Regions from separate parts of the Homo sapiens genome. Here region 1 is linked to region 2. The links are chromatin loops, found by intact Hi-C in ENCODE. Cell type or tissue: B cell. All regions are shown on one strand.

Region 1 (8,000 bases), 74 kb after region 2:
GAGATTAAAGGAATCTTAGAAACCACCTTCTTATCCCCCCTTCCTTTTGTACAGCTTTCCAAGCTGGCAGGCAGCCTGATGCCTGAGAAGGCTGGTGCCTTCTAGATCACAAAATGACCATGGGTTAAGACCGGAGAGAGAACCAGGGCCTTCCCCCACCCCAGGTAGAGTGGCTTCCCCATATGCGCTGTATTTCAGCATCAAATTTCCTATATTTCTGTCTCAAGTTTATGCTGTTTAGCAAAGAGCAATCCATTGGTTATTTTCTAATGAAAATATTATATCTCAGAGTTAAAACAATGTATACTCTCAAACAGCCTTTTGATAAGATACTAGCACCTGAATTACAAGAATAAGGACAAACTTCTCAATAGCATTAGTTTTTTCCTCCTTATTTGCTTATTTTCATAATGCAATTACATCAGCATAAGCTAAAGTCCTGTCACCTTAATTACCTGACTCTTTTATGGCTAGTTACTTGTGAGAGGTTTATGTCCACTCACTTCATAATAAATGACCATAATTTTTGAAATGATGATTTGTTTCACTTATTATACATGTGTTTAGTGTGCATACGGATAACAGTAAATATTAAAACAATTTCCATGTGAAAAATGTCCTTGAAATCCAACAAATATCTGCTGAAATTCAAGCAACAGAAATTATTCAACAATCTTGAACACTTGTGATTCATGTCTTCTCTGAGTCACCCAACCAAGTATCAAAATAGAGAAAAGGACAACAGAACATTCTCAACTTCCAAAAATTAGCAGCTTTCAGATATAGAGAAGACTGGAGGAAAAGAATACTGGTCCTCAGGCCTGAGTGCCCAGTGATCAACCTAAAGGGCAGATAATAGTAACCCTAACCTCTGAGGTGACCAGCAGAAAAAAAATTATCTCTGGAGAAAAGATTCCCTCCCTGTATACTATTTTAATTACAAAATAATTCTAATCTCATTTGGAAAGTTGATGCTAATTTTTTGGTGTTGTTGTTGTATGTGTGGGGTTTCTTTTTTGTTGTTGTTTTTTGGTTTTTGGTTTTGCTAAGCCATCTACATGTGAAATTTAACTATATAATGCAGATACATAAACCACTTAAGTCACATGCCCTACTTCAAGATTTGAAACAATTTGCTTAAATGCTTTCCAGTTAAAAAGTAGTGTTAAAAATGAAGTATAATTACCTTTCCAAAGTCACGAACATCAAACAAGTCAAATGCCTCGAAAAGTTCACTTTTCCTCATTCCAAACGTCTCACAACAGGCCGTGAGAAATGTCCTTATGTTCTTCAAACAGAGAAACTGAGGAATGGAAAAGAGCTGTTAGCATAAAGTTAATTATTCTGAATGCTATCCACCCTCTGTAACACTCAAGACTGCTCTAAAAATGACAAGAAAGCATCAAGCAGCCTTTGAAGTTGCTTTTCAATTACTCATTCAGCAGTACTGACCGAGCCTGCAGTCTCTCTCAGGCACAGGTGATACAGCTGTGACCAAGGCAATTTCTACCCTCATGAAACTTACATTCTAATATGAAAAGACAGACAAAACAGACAAAGCAACAAACACAAATAAGCAAGTATTTTTACTTTCATATGGTGGTAAGTGCAATAGAGAAAAATAAAACCTGGAGGAGGGATCAGGAGAGTTGGTGGGGCTGGGTGGGGGAACTTAAACAGGATGGTTAGAGAAGGTCTCACAGAGAAGAGGATGGTGGAGCAGAGATCTGAGGTGCAAAAGGAGCAAGCCATGGAGAACCGTAGCACACAACAGCCCAGACTAAAGAAGTGTTCCATACCAAGGCCCTGACATAGAGGCCTCTGAGCGTGTCTGAGAAAGGGGTCAGTGCAGCAAGGCAGAGTGAGTAATGGGGGGAAAAGGAGGAAAGATGGAAAGCTAGTGGGGTCAGATGATGAAGATCTTTATGGGACAGTTTTTACTCTGACTGATATGGGAGGTCATTGGAGGCCTTGGCCAAAAGGAGGACATAATCTGATGGTTTAAAAAGGTCTTTTTGGCCTGTTGTGCTGAATATAGAGTGAAAGGGGCCGGAGCTAGGGTGGAGGCAGGAAAACCAGACATAAGGCTCTTGCAATAACCCAGGTGAGAGACAACTGTGGGAAGACCAGAGTGTGGTCACTTTTTGACTGTGTTAAATCTGAGAGGCCTATTAGTCATCCAATAAGTGTGGAGTCCAGGGGATAGGTGTGTACTTCAGACAGAAATATGGGAGTCTTTAGTGTACAGAGGACTGTTAACCATGACACTGGCTGAAATGACTGTGGAATAGAGCAAAGAAGAGGAGAGTACCTGAGCCAGGAAACTTTAAAGGATCAGGAAAAGAGGAGGAGCTCACAAAGGAGTCTTAGTAAGAGTGACCAGTTAGGAAGTAGGAAAACCAGGAGATAGGGTTTTCCTGAAGCCAAGTAAAGAATGTGTTTCTAGATGAAGGGAGTGAAAAACTATATCAGATGCTGCAGACGGCCAAATAGGATTTAGACCAACGGATTGGTCAACACTGCCCATGGATTCTGGCAGTGTGAAAGTCACGGGTACCTTGACAAAAGCAGGCTCTATATGGAGGAGTGGGATGAAAGGCCTCTTGGAGTTGGTTTCAGAGACAAAGAGAGAAAAGGAAGTGAAGACAGAATATAGACTCCTGAGTTTTGCTGCAGAGGAGAACAGAGAAATGGTCAAGAGTTTTAAGAAACAGCAGAAGATGTCGAGACATGTTTCTGTTTTGATGGGAATAACCTGATAGAGAGGGGAAAGCTGGTAACAAAGCAGAGAAGGACAGTTCCCCAAATGTAGTCCTGATTAGGTGAAGTGGGGAGAGATCAAGTGTTTAAGTGCAGCAGCTGACCTTAGAGAAGAGCATGGTCAACTCATCCACACTATAACAGGGAGATAGGAGGGAAGGCAGACACTACTGACTACTTAAAAAAACAAAAGTTAAAATTTGCTTTCAGTGTCTAAAAGACTCAGATCCACCTAAGCAAAATACACACATACCCTAACTGCAGTGGCACATATTTTTTTAAAAATATACATGTGAAAACTTTAAATAGATGCATTTTATTATATGTAAGTTATACCAAAATAAAGTTTAAAAAAATGGAAAAAAACCTACTAACCATCAAAAAGTGAGCAACGTATTAGCTAATTATTGTATCTTTGCTTTTTTAAAAGTGTTGCCAATGTCTTAATTCATTGTTTTGTTTATCTTGGTTTGTTTTTTTAATTTGCAGAAAGCATATCTTTTTTTACTTCATCTATTAATACATTTGAAACATTTGGATTATTCATAGGCTTAACTTAGACACACTTTACCCTTCACGGGAATCATTCTCAGAGGCTTAAATATTTCAGGAGGGATTAAAACCACAAGGGAAGCATCATAAACCCTTTGAAACACAAAGGCAGCAGGTAATCAGCACATGCAGTTACTGCTTTCACTTTAAAAAATTCATAAGAGACCTTTAAGACACAGAATCACTCTGCATGTAGCTCTTCCACATAGAATTGCTTATTTACAGATTAAAAGCCTTGTATTCTACCAAGACAGATAATAATTACTCTCTTGGGGATTATGCAACTGCTCTCTTGCAATATCGTTTACATAATTAAGTGCCTGACTCATAGCTCACCAAGGAACAAAGCATAATTGCACACACCACGCTCTGAAGATTTCCCACCAAACTCAAACTTTCCCCACCTGTAGGGAAAGCTGCAGAAGACTTCCATAAAGTGCTTTGATCACTAATTCAGAAAAGCAAGTATTATTACTAAAAGTTAAAACAATATGAAATATTGCATGCACAGAAGATTTAAAAAGAGGCCTTCCCCTTACTTCTGGAATTCATCTTAAACTTACTTGTCCCTTAACTAGTTCAGATCTACTAAATTCCACAAATATTTACTGAATTTGAAAGTCACTTATATACTCTCACTTTTCCAGGCAATCCTCAAATTTGGTCACCCCTTTATTTATGTATTTTTCAGTTTTTGAATTCCTACAACATTACACATACTGGAAATGTTAAAAATGAACAAGACAAAGCTCTTCCTCAAGCTTCTCTGTTAAATTTATCAGGAGATTTTCCCACTGCTCCAAAATTTGACTAAATTAGTGCTGAGTCTAGTGCGAGCCTAGTGTTATTCACTAGGCTCACACTTCACTCAATGCTCACAAGTGTGTGGCTCTGTGCACATATAGGAACAGAGCTGAGGAATAGAGGAAGTGAGGCTGCCAGCCTGCCAGCAGTCCACTCCAGGACTTTTGCTTTGCTTTTACCAAACTGATTTTTTTTCCAGTTTATTTATTTTATTTTTTTGAATTTCAGAACAAAAGTTGAAAGAATACAATGAACATTCCATCTACATGCAACAATTGCAACATAGTGCCATATATGCTTTTGCACCTATACCCTTTATATATTTATAAATGTATTATGTTCAGCTATTTGAAAATGAATTACAGATAACACTTGACTCCTAAATACTCTGACTCTACCTGCAACTCCCAGGAATAAGGACATTTTTCCTACAGATCAACAATACCATTATATCTAAGAAAATTAACAATAATTTCATATTATCTAATATCCATTCCATATTCAAATTTCCTCAATTGCCCACTTTTAGTACTAGGATCCAGTCATGTTTTACCCACTGCATTTGGCAGTTTTATCTTTTAGTCAGTATCTTTTAATCTAAAAATACTTTTGCCTTTATTCTTCTTTAATGACATTGACTTTTTGAAGAGTCCAGGCTGGTTGTCTTACAAAATGTCCTAAATTCTGCATTTGTTTGGTTGTTTCTTCATGGTATCATTAAACCTATTATTCTTTCACTTGTATTTCCTGTGAACTGAAAGCTAAATCTAGATTCAAATTAAACAGTTCTGATAAAAGTACTTCATACTGTGAACTTCATATTTCATCACATCAGAAGACACAAAATGTTAGGGTGTCCCATCATTACTGAGGCTAAACTCAATCATTTAGTTAAGATGGTTACTGCCACATCTCTCTACTGTAAAGGTACATGTCCCCCCTTTATAGCAGTAAGTAACCCAGGGGTGAAGATGTGGTACCATGTGGCTGTCCTATTTCCCAATAATTTTTCACAATGGGATTAGTATTCCTTGATCATCCTTGCTTTAATTATTCCATATGAGACTTTAAAATAGTGATTTTTCTAACTCTATCATTCTTTTCTTACTTACACGCTAGTATTCTTTTGTCAAAAAACAGAAAAAAAGCTTCCCCTGACCTCCCTTTTTTTCTATTTTTGTAATAATCAATTGCCATCATTATTTTTTTAATGCTCATATTGTCCCACGTTTGGCCACTGGGAGTCCCTTCAAATTGGTTCATGTTTCCTTTCAACATAATTAATAATTACAATAATATTTGTTTCATTGCTTTCTTATATCAAGTTGTCCCAGGTCCATCTCACATTTTCACTGCTGTAGCTCTGGAATCAGCCATTTCTCCAAATAAGTCTTATTTTCATTTATACAATAAATAGTATTTGGAAACCACCATGCTGCTCCTAGAATACAAGAGCCAATTACATGAGAAGAACAAATACCTCCACCATTTGCTTAAGCAATCTATCACTTGCAACAGAACGGCTCATATACACAGGATTGGCCTAACTGGCCTCTAATGTTCCTCTCAGAAAATTCTATAATTTTCTTTGTGGAGTGCATAATAAGCCAATTCTTATCTCACTGTGTTCAGACAAAAAGAAAATTGAGATAACTGAAGAAAACTGATGAATGTATGATTTTATGGCTAGAGATAGGGTGTTTTGGCACAACATTACTTGAGTGTTTTTTTTTCCCAGTCTATTCATTCTTTGAGATTAGAAGTTATCTGCTAGACCTTTGAATCATCTGAAGCAGCTTCAAATATACTGCCTTCAGAGATATTTTATGAGTCAGAAGGGCAAATCCAGCTCACTGTTTCATAACCATACCTATTTTTGACAAAAAAAAAAATTGTACAACTTTGCTAAATCATCTAACTTATTTACATAAGTTAACTTAACAATTTGTTAGAATTTAGAATTTCAGGACTTAGAATTAAATAACTTTAAATTTCTTTAAATATTCAGTGTATCCATATAAGAGTTGCCAAGTAAGGATACACAAAAGTTTAAATAGCCATGCATCCTCATTTAACAAATATTCATGAGGTGCCTCTTATGCACTAGGCATAATGAAACTCCATAAAACAAATCCCCAATTGGGTAGTGATTTATTAATATATTAAACAAATGTTAACTGAATAAAAATGCCAAGAGCTGGGTACAAGAAAAGCAAACATGATCCAGACTCTATACTCAAAGGCTTATTATAGTGAGACAGAACATACAGACAAGTGAGTCCACGGTTGCACAATAGTTTGGCAAGTGCAATGAAGAATACATTCAGATGCTCCTTGAGAGCCCTAGGGTATCAGGGACAGCTTTCTGGAATAACTGATACATGAGGTAAGAAAGGATGAGTGGGAGTCACCTACATAAAGAGAAGGAGTGGTTGGTGTTTAGAAGGCAGAAAGGCAATTTCCAGACTTGCAGTGAGAGGATGCTCCAGTCAAACGGCAAAGAATGTGCATGAAAGCATGGACCACTTGGGGCAGTGGAAGCGGTTGAGATGGACACTTCTCTGGACAAGAGCGCTGACAGAAGGAACAGAAGAGGGGAGCTGGGATGTCCATGGCATGCCAAAGAGATCTTGGCTTTGTCCTAGAAGTGATGAGGTTAAAAGGTCTTAATTAGAAAACTGGAGGCCAGATGCGGTGGCTCATGTCTGTAATCCCAACACTTCAGGAGGCCGAGGTGGGCAGATCACCTGAGGTCAGGAGCTCGAGACCAGCCTGGCCAACATGGCAAAACCTCATCTCTGCTAAAAATACAAAGATTAGCTGGCTGTGGTGGCACACACCTATGGTCCCAGTTACTGGGGAGGCTGAGGCATGATAATCCCTTGAACCTGGGAAATGGAGGTTGCAGTGAGCTGAGATCACCCCACTGTACTCCAGCCTGGGCAACAAAGTGAGATTCTGTCTCCAAAAAAAAAAAAGAAAAGAAAAAAAGCACCAAAGGAAAGCGGAATACTCAGCTTTGCATTTATGATTATTGGTGTTGTAGTGATGTTTCGGTGCTTGCTATGTGTCAAGCTCTATGCTAAATGTTTATGCCATTCAATCCTCACAACAATCCAATCAGAAAAGTTTTAATTTTTTTTTAAACACATACTGAGGCTTAGAGATTTACCAACATTTACATAACTGCTTTTGCCAAAGCAATGGAGTCAGGATTCAAATCCAGACATTCTGGCTACAGGGCCCATATCCTTAACTACTATGTTATATTAACTCCATTTTTGCAGCTTATAGAATTAAATGTTTTTCTTCTTACTAGAGAGATGATGTGGCATAGGAAGACAAGACAAGGACAACCAGGACATTATCATATAATTTAACAAGAAATAATGGGATTTAGACTAGGATAGTAGAAGGAGAGATGGGAAGAACTCCAGGAGATTACATGGAAAAGAAATATTTGGTAATTGATTGACTGTGTGTGGGGACGCAGTGGGAGAGAAAAGAGAAGACCTCAGAATTATAACTGTACCTCTCTCTGCCTTGGGCACTGGAAGGATAGCAGGGCATTCACTGAAAATGGTAACTTAGCAAATTGGGGGACATAGTATGTGAAAAGGAGGCCAGGGAGTCAGTTAATTCTTGTCTTCACATATAAAAACTCCCAGTAATTAGATGCTGCCTAGCCTCTCTCTCAGGTATATCCAGTGAAAAGTGATGTATTCTAACAACAAAGCCATGTGTCTTCAACAACCATGCGTAGCCTCTCTCCCTCTTCAGAAGGGCATGAATAGCTCGCTTATTTCAAGGTGAGGAAGGAAAATGGTAGAAAAGCACTCAATATCAATGCACATAACTTCCGAAGAAGAAAGTTTAACACCATC
Region 2 (8,000 bases):
AAAAAAGAAGGTGGGTGATTGTTGTCTGGCATAAATATAGAATAATATGTAAATTAATATAGTAACTTACTTTCCACCAATAATTTTTCCTTGAAAAATTTTTATTGATGTATACTAGATGTACATATTTCCAGAGTACATGCTGTAATTTGATACATTCATATACTTTGTAAATATCAAATCAGGGCAATTGGCATATACCTCAACTTAAATATTTAACTTTTCTTTATGCTGGGAATGTTCAAATTATTCTCTTCCAGCCATCTTGAAATGTACATAGAGTCATGCTAACTACAGTCACTTTAGTGATCTATCACAGGCTAAGATTTATTTTTTCTATCAAATTGTATATCTGTAGCCATTAGCCAACTTCTCTTCATCCCTCCCTCCCTCCTTCCCTTCCTGGACTCTGATAACCACCAATCTCTCTCTGTCTTCATAAGACTCACTTTTACAGCTCCCACATATGAGTGAGAACATGTAATATTTGATTTTCTGTGCTTGGCTCACTTCACTTAACATAATGATCTCCAGTCCCATCCATGTTGCAACAAATGACAGGATGTCATTCTTTATGGTTGAATAATATTCCATTGTGTACATATATCACATTTTCATTACCTATTCATCTATTGTTGGCATTTAGGTCGATTCCATATTTTGGTGTTTGTGAATAGTGCTACACTAAACATGGGAGTGCAGATAGATACCTCTTCAATATATTTATTTCCACTATTTTGGATATATAGTCAGTAATATAAGTGCTAGGTTATATAATAATTCAATATTTAATTTTTTGAGGAATCTCCAAACAGTTTTCTATATTAGTTTTACCATTTACATTCCCACCAACAGTATATGAGGGTTCCATTTTCTCCATATCCTCACCAGCATCCATTATTCCCTGCCCTTGTTATAAAAGCCATTGTAACTGGAGTGAGATGATGGTTCATTGTGGTTTTAATTTGCTTTTCTGTGATTATTAGTGATGCTGAACATTTTTTCGTATAAATATTAGCCATCTGTATGTCTTCTGAGAAATTTTTACTCAGATATTCTACCTATTTTTTGTAATTTCAACTCATATTTTAGATTCAGGAGGTATATGTGCAGATTTGTTACATGGGAATATTGCATGATGCTGAGGTTTGGGGAACAAATGATCCCACCACCCAGGTAGTGAGCATAGTACCCATTTACCTATTTTTTAAATCAGTAATTGTTCTTTTGTTGTTGAGTTCCTTATATATTCTGGTTGTTAATCTCTTGTTATATGGATAGTTTGCAAATATTTTTTCTCATTCTGTGAGTTGTCTCTTCACTTTGTTGATTGTTATCTTTGCTGTGTAGAAACATTTTGCCTTTATATAATCCTATTTGTCTATCTTTGCTTTGGCTGCCTGTGCTTTTGAGATCTTACACAAAAAATATTTGCCCAGACTTATGTTCTGGAGCATTTCCCCAGTGTTTTCTTCGAGTAGTTTCACAATTTCAAGTCTTAGATTTAAGTCTTTAATCCATTTTGCTTTTTGTATATGATGAGAGATAGGGGTTTCGTTTCATTCTTCTACATATGGTTATCCAGTTTTCCCAGTACTACTTATTAAAGAAACCACCTTTTGCCCACTGTATGTTCTTGGAGCCTATGTCTAACATGAGTTGGCTGTAAATGTGTAGGCTTATATCTGGGTGGTCTATTCTGTTCCATTGGTCTACATGTTTGTTTCCATGCCATGCTGATTTGGTTACTATATTTTTGTAGTATATTTGGAAGTCAGATACTGTGATGCCTCCAGCTTTGTAGTTGTTGCTCAGAATTGCTTTAGCTATTCAAGGTCATTTGGGGTTCCAGATAAAATTTAGAACATTTTTCTATTTCTGTGAAGAATATCACTGATATTTTGATAAGGACTGCATTGAATCTATAGATTGCTTTGAGTAGCACTGTCATTTGAACTGTTAAAGCAAACTAAGTATGGCCTGAGAAGGACTTTATACTTCTATATTTGAGTCCTTGTGGATGAACTGCAACCTGAATTAATAGGTAGATGAGATGGAAAACCTAACTTAGAAGTATGCACCTGTAACAATAGCTGAGTGTTGGCCAATCTCAGAGGCCACACTTCAACCACTCATAGACTATTGAGTGTTCAAATTGTGTTCAAATAAGGCAAACACCAACCTGTAACCAATCCAGCTGTTCTGTATCTCACTTCCAATTGCTGTATATCACTTTACTTCTCTTGTCTATAAATTTGTTCTGACCACAAGGCACCCCTGGAGTCTCTCTGAATCTGCTGTGATTCTGGGGGCTGCCAGATTCATGAATTGTTCATTGCTCAACTAAACTCATTTAAATTTAATTCACCTGAAGTTTTTCTTTTAACAGAACAATATTAATTCTTTCAATCCATGAGCATGGAATATCTTTCCTTTTTTTGGTATGTGCCTCTTCAATTTCTTTCGTCAGCATTTTTTTATGTGTTTCTTTTTTTTATTATTATACTTTAAGTTCTGGGGTACATGTGCAGAACATGGAGTTTTGTTACATAGGTATACATGTGCCATCTCTTCATCGGCATTTTAAGGTTTACATTATACAGATCTTCCACTTCTTTAAATTAATTTCTAGTTATTTTATGTTCTTTGTAGCTATTGCAAATGAGATTGCTTTCTTGATTTCTTTTTCAGATTGTTCACTGTTGGCTTACATAAATGGTACTGATTTTTGCATGTTGGTTTTGTATGCTGCAACTTTACTTATTCTTTTTTTGTTCTAACAGGGTTTTTTTTGTGGACTCTTTAGATTTTTCTAAATAAATGTTCATGTCATCTGCATATAACGATAATTTGACTTCTTCCTTTCCAATATGGATGGCCTTTATTTCTTTCTCTGACCTCACTGCTCTGGCCAGGACTTCCAGTATTATGTTGAATAAAAATGGGCATCTCTTTTTCCAGATCTTAGCAAAAAGGCCTTCAATTTTTCCCCATTCAATATGCTATTGACTATGGGTTTGTCATATATGGCCTTTATTATTTGGAATTATGTTCCTTCTATTCTTAACGTTTGTTGAGGATTTTTATCATAAAGTGATGTTAAATTTTATCAAACGTTTTTTCAGCATCTATTGAAAAGATCTTATAGTTTTGTTCTTGGTTAGGTAAAGAGGATACATTACATTTATTAATTTGCATATGTTGAACTATCATATCCTAGGATGCATCCCACTTGATCATAGTGAATGGTCTTTTTAATGTGTTGCTGAATTCAGTTTGCTAATATTGTGTTGAGGACTTTTGTATCTGTGTTTATCAGTGATATTGGCCTGTAGTCTACTTTCTGTTGTGTGCTTGTCTGGTTTTGGTATTAGGGTGATGTTAGCTTTGTGGAATAAGTTTGAAAGTATTTCTTCCTCTTCAGTTTTTTTTTTTTTTGAAGAGTTAGAGTTGAATTGGTATCAGTTCTTTAAATGTTTGGTAGAATTTAGCAGTGAAGCCATCAGGTCCTGGGCTTTTCTTTAATGAGAGACTTTTTATTACGGCTTCAATCTTGTTGCTCCTTATTGGTTTGCTGAAGTTTTCTATTTCTTCGTGGCTTAATCTTGTCAGGTTGTATGTGTCCAGGCATTTATCTGTTTCTTCTAGTTTTCCCAATTTGTTGGCCTATACTTATAATAGTTTCTAATGATTCTTTTTATTTCTGTGGTCTCAGTTGTTATGTCGCCTTTCTTGTTTCTGATTGTATTCATTTGGGCCTTCTCTCTTTTTTGGTAGTCTATTTAAAGGTTTGTCAATATTGTTTATCTTTTCAGAAAACCAACTTTTCATTTTTAAGGCTGGGTTTAGTTTGTTCTTGCTTTTCTAGTTCCTTGAGGTGCATTAGTTCATTTGAAGTCTTTATATTTTTTGATGTAGGTATTTACTGCTATAAACTTCCCTCTCAGTACTGCTGTTGCTGTATCCCACAGATTTTGGTATGTCATATTTCCACTTTAATTTGTCTCATGAATTTTAAAAATTTCTTTCTTAATTTATTCATTGACCCTTTGGTCATTTAGGAGCATGTTGTTTAATTTCCATGTGTTTGTCTCATTTCAGAGAGGTTCTTCTTGTGATTGATTTCTAGTTTTATTTCATTGTGGTAAAAAAATACATGTGATATATTGCTCTTTTAAATTTGCTGAGACTTGTTTCCTGGCCTAAGATACGGTGCATTTTGGATGAACTTCCATATGCTAATGAAAATAATGTGTATTCTACAACAGCTGGGTGACACATTCTGTAAAAGTCATTTAGGTCTATTTGGTCTAGTGTAGTAGTTTAACTCTGCTGTTTCTTTGTTGATTTTTTTATCTAGATGATTAATCCATTATTGAGAGTGGAGTGTTAAAGTCCATGACTGTTACTTTATTGCAATCTATCTCTCCCTTCAGATTTACTAATGTTGCTTTTGTGTGCTTTAGTGTTGGATGCATATTTATAATTGTTATATTTTCCTGCTGAATTGACCCCTTATATTATTAATATAGTCACCTTCTCTATTAGGCAGAGTCTAAAGTCTTTGACTAATAATCTGTTTATCTAAGTATAATTATTCCCCCCATTTTTTGGTTTTTACTTGCATAGAATATATTTTTCTATCCCATTACTTTCAGCCTACATGTGTCTTCATAGGTGAGGTGGGTTTCTTCTAGGAAGCATATAGTTAGGTCTTGTTTCTTTATGTATTCATCCAGCCTATGTCTTTTAATTGGAGAACTGCATCTGTTTATACTCAGTGCTATTACTGATGGGTAAGGACTTACTGGTGTCATTTTGTTGCTTGTTTTCTGGTTGCTTTGTAACTCCGTTCTTCCTTTTTTACTGTCTTCCTTTGTGGTTAAGTGACTTCCTCTGGTAACATGTTTTAATTCATTGCTTTTTCTAATTTTAGCATATCTATTATAGGTTTTAACATGTAGGTTACCATGAGGCTTACAAAAAAATCTTGTAGACATAACAAGTCATTTTACAGAGATGACAACTTATCACAGATCACCCCAAAAAAGAAACAAGAGAGAACTTTAATCTTTATTTTAACTCCATTCTCTCCACATTTTTGTTTTCTCAATTTACACATTTTTGTATTGACTATCTCAACAGGTTTCTGTAGCTATTATTCTTTTTGATACTTTGTGCTTTAGGATTCATACTAAAGTTATGAGTGTATTGTACATCATAATTGCAGTATTAAAGTATTCTGGGGCTGTATCCGAACTTCAGTTTTACCAGTGGGTTTTATACTTTCAAATATTTTTGGTTTTTTTTGTTTGTTTGTTTTGCACATTAATCTTTTCTTTCAGAATGAAAAACTCTCTTTAGCATTTCTTGTAAGACAAGTCTGGTGGTGGTGAATTCTCTAAACTTTTGTCTGTCTGGCAAAGATTATCTCTCTTTCATATGTGAAGGATAGCGTTGTTGAAACAATACTCTTGGATGGCAGCAGGGGTGGGGTGGGGGTTGGGTTTTTTTTTTGATTCCCCTGGCAGCACTTTGAAAATGTATGTTTTCTGTTGAGAAGTCTGTTGCCAGACCAACTGGAGTTCCTTTATATGTTATTTGCTTCTTTTCTCTTTCTGCTTTTAAAATCCTTTCTTTGTCCTTGACCTTTGAGAGTTTATTATGCTTCTTGGTAAAGCCTTATTGGGGTTGAATCTGTTTGCTGTTTCTCTGACCTTTCTGTGCCTAAATTTACCTCTTTCTCAAGTTTTGAAAAGTTGTCTACTGTTTCTTTGAATAATCTTTCTACTCCTCGCTCTTCTTCAACTCCCTCTCAAACACCAATAATTCTTATATTTCATCTTCTGAGCTAATATTCTATATCTCATACGTGACCTGTCATTCCTTTCCATTCTTTCTTTTTTCTCCTCTGTGTAATTTCAAATAGCCCATCTTCAAGCTCACTGATCCTTTCCTCTGCCTGAGCAATTGTGCTGTTGAGTCTCTCTCTGATAAATTTTGCAGCTCAGCAAATGTATTTCTCAGTTCCAAATTTGTTTGATCTTTTAAAATCATTTCAATCTCTTTGTTAAATTTCTCTGGTAAATTTATGAATTGCTTTTCTGTGTTATCTTGGAGATGACTGAGTTTCCTTAAAATTGCTATTTTGAATTCTTGTTCAGAGAGCTCACATATTGCTGTTTCATTAGGTTTGGTCACTGGTTCCCTTCTTTGTCCATTTGGGGAGGTCATGGTTCCCTGTTTACTATTGTTTCTTGTGGATGCATCTCCGTGTCTTTATTCCAGTCTTCTCTGTCTGGCTTGTTTTGTTTTTTGTTGGGTATGTTTGCTTATAGATTCTTTGTAATTTACCTGTTACATTCTTTTTTCTTTGCTAGGTTGTGGCCTCCTTTCCAGCATTAGATGGAACCTTAAACCCAGGTTTTCCTTGGCTCAAGCAAACAATTAGTGTGCTACTAGTCCCAAATGAGGGAGGTCTCAAAAGGGATACTAGCAGTGTGGGGAGGCTGGCTCAGGGTTTGTGCCCAGGATATCTGTGGAATGTACCACCTATAGCATGGTACTGAAAAGCCACTGACTTGGCATCTCCTTTGGCCAAGTTACAAAGCAGAGTTTCCAGGGCTACAGATGGTAGCCCTGCCTCTGCCTTTTGTCTCCAGTTGTCCTCAGGGATATTTCTCCCTTCAGGCCCTTGTGCTGCTTCCTATGGGTTTAGGCAGGGCAGGTCTCCTGTGAGGGAACACAAGACAATGGGGAAGATGGCTGTCCACCTCAATCTCACTTTTTCCAGTGTTAGAAACCATGAGTTGTGGAACATTTTCCATGTGCTTGCTGCTGGGCTGACTGGGGGAAAAGGCATCACAGATATGGAAGTTATAGTCTACCATCTGCTTGGAGTGTCTTTACTTCTCTGTGGCCCCAGGAACTCACTCATCCTCATACTGAGTTCTGGGATATTGTTAGTCTTGCTGCTGTACATTTGATTTTGGTTTTCTGTGGGGGCCATTGAAGCCAGCTTGCTTCTATGCCACCATTTTGAAATTTAAGTCTCCAATAATGGCTTTTACTATCTTCAACCCTTGAGGGTAAGAACATACGTTGGAATATTTGGTACAATTTTTCTTGCTGTGAAAATACCAATATTTTTATTGTAAATCCTCTATAATAAAGCACAGTGAACAATCCTAACCACCAGTTTTCTTCAAATGAGGTGTTGCTCAGTCCAACATTGTAGACCAAACCTAACATAACCACAAATGTTATAATGTACAGTGCATTTTATTTTCTAGGCTCATCACCCAAAAAAAAGAACTACAATCATTCCTCAGAATGCATGGAGGATTTGTTCCAGTACCTCCCTCAGATAACAAAATCTACAGATTCTCAAGTCCCTGATATAAAATGACATAATATTTGTATATAAGCAAGCACATACTCCCATATACTTTAAATCATCTCTAGATCCCTTATAATACCTAATACAATGTAAATGTAAATACTATGTAAATAGTTGTTATACTGAATTGTTTATGGATTAATGACAAGGAAAAAGGATGTACGTGTTCAGTACAGATGCTTTTTTCCTCATGTTTTCCATCTCTGGTTGGTTGAACCCAAGAACGCAAAACCCACAGTTCAGTACAGAAGGACGACTGTACATTAAAGCCACAGAAATTCTTGGTTTCTAGGTGTCAAAATGATCATTTCAAATCAGGGTACTTCTCTAAGAAAGGTCATTCCACTGCAAATTCTAACCCTTTCCTCGTGTTCCTTTGTCAAATATTTCATTTAAAATAGATATTTGAAAGAGTAGAGCTGGAAGCCACAGCAACTTTCTTTTCTTTGCAGTTAGGCTCAGTATTTAGAACCCAACTCTGCTGCTTCTCCCCTTATATAGTAGAAAATGTTATTACTCCCCACATTAAAAGAATCTGATTTATCCTTTGCTCTTATATTGGAAACAGGACTTTTAGAGATACTCTTAAAAGATTTGATTA

Evidence for each region. Hi-C counts contacts between places; a loop is a spot of excess contacts. Peaks named below come from ENCODE experiments on the same cell type or tissue, not always from the same donor. Only the 100,000 strongest peaks of a DNase experiment are listed, where the experiment ranks them.
Region 1: a loop joins it to region 2, with 2.8 times the contacts of the local background. A loop is called at or near these places in 6 of 110 quality-filtered maps.

The regions. Positions count from the first base shown.
Region 1 is chr1:107,873,715-107,881,714 of GRCh38, forward strand. VAV3 (vav guanine nucleotide exchange factor 3) reads right to left here. Exons shown (of 27, transcript NM_006113.5): 2 at 1,187-1,303. Among named protein-coding and RNA genes, the nearest start is that of MIR7852, 20 kb to the right of the region's middle. In B cell, no CTCF peak of the experiment used is centred here; a DNase peak (open chromatin) is centred at 4,217; H3K4me3 peaks cover 1,561 bases; H3K27ac peaks cover 2,986 bases.
Region 2 is chr1:107,799,460-107,807,459 of GRCh38, forward strand. All of the region lies in intron 2 of VAV3 (vav guanine nucleotide exchange factor 3), which reads right to left. Among named protein-coding and RNA genes, the nearest start is that of MIR7852, 94 kb to the right of the region's middle. In B cell, no CTCF peak of the experiment used is centred here; DNase peaks (open chromatin) are centred at 3,402, 4,862 and 5,540; H3K4me3 peaks cover 4,838 bases; H3K27ac peaks cover 7,924 bases.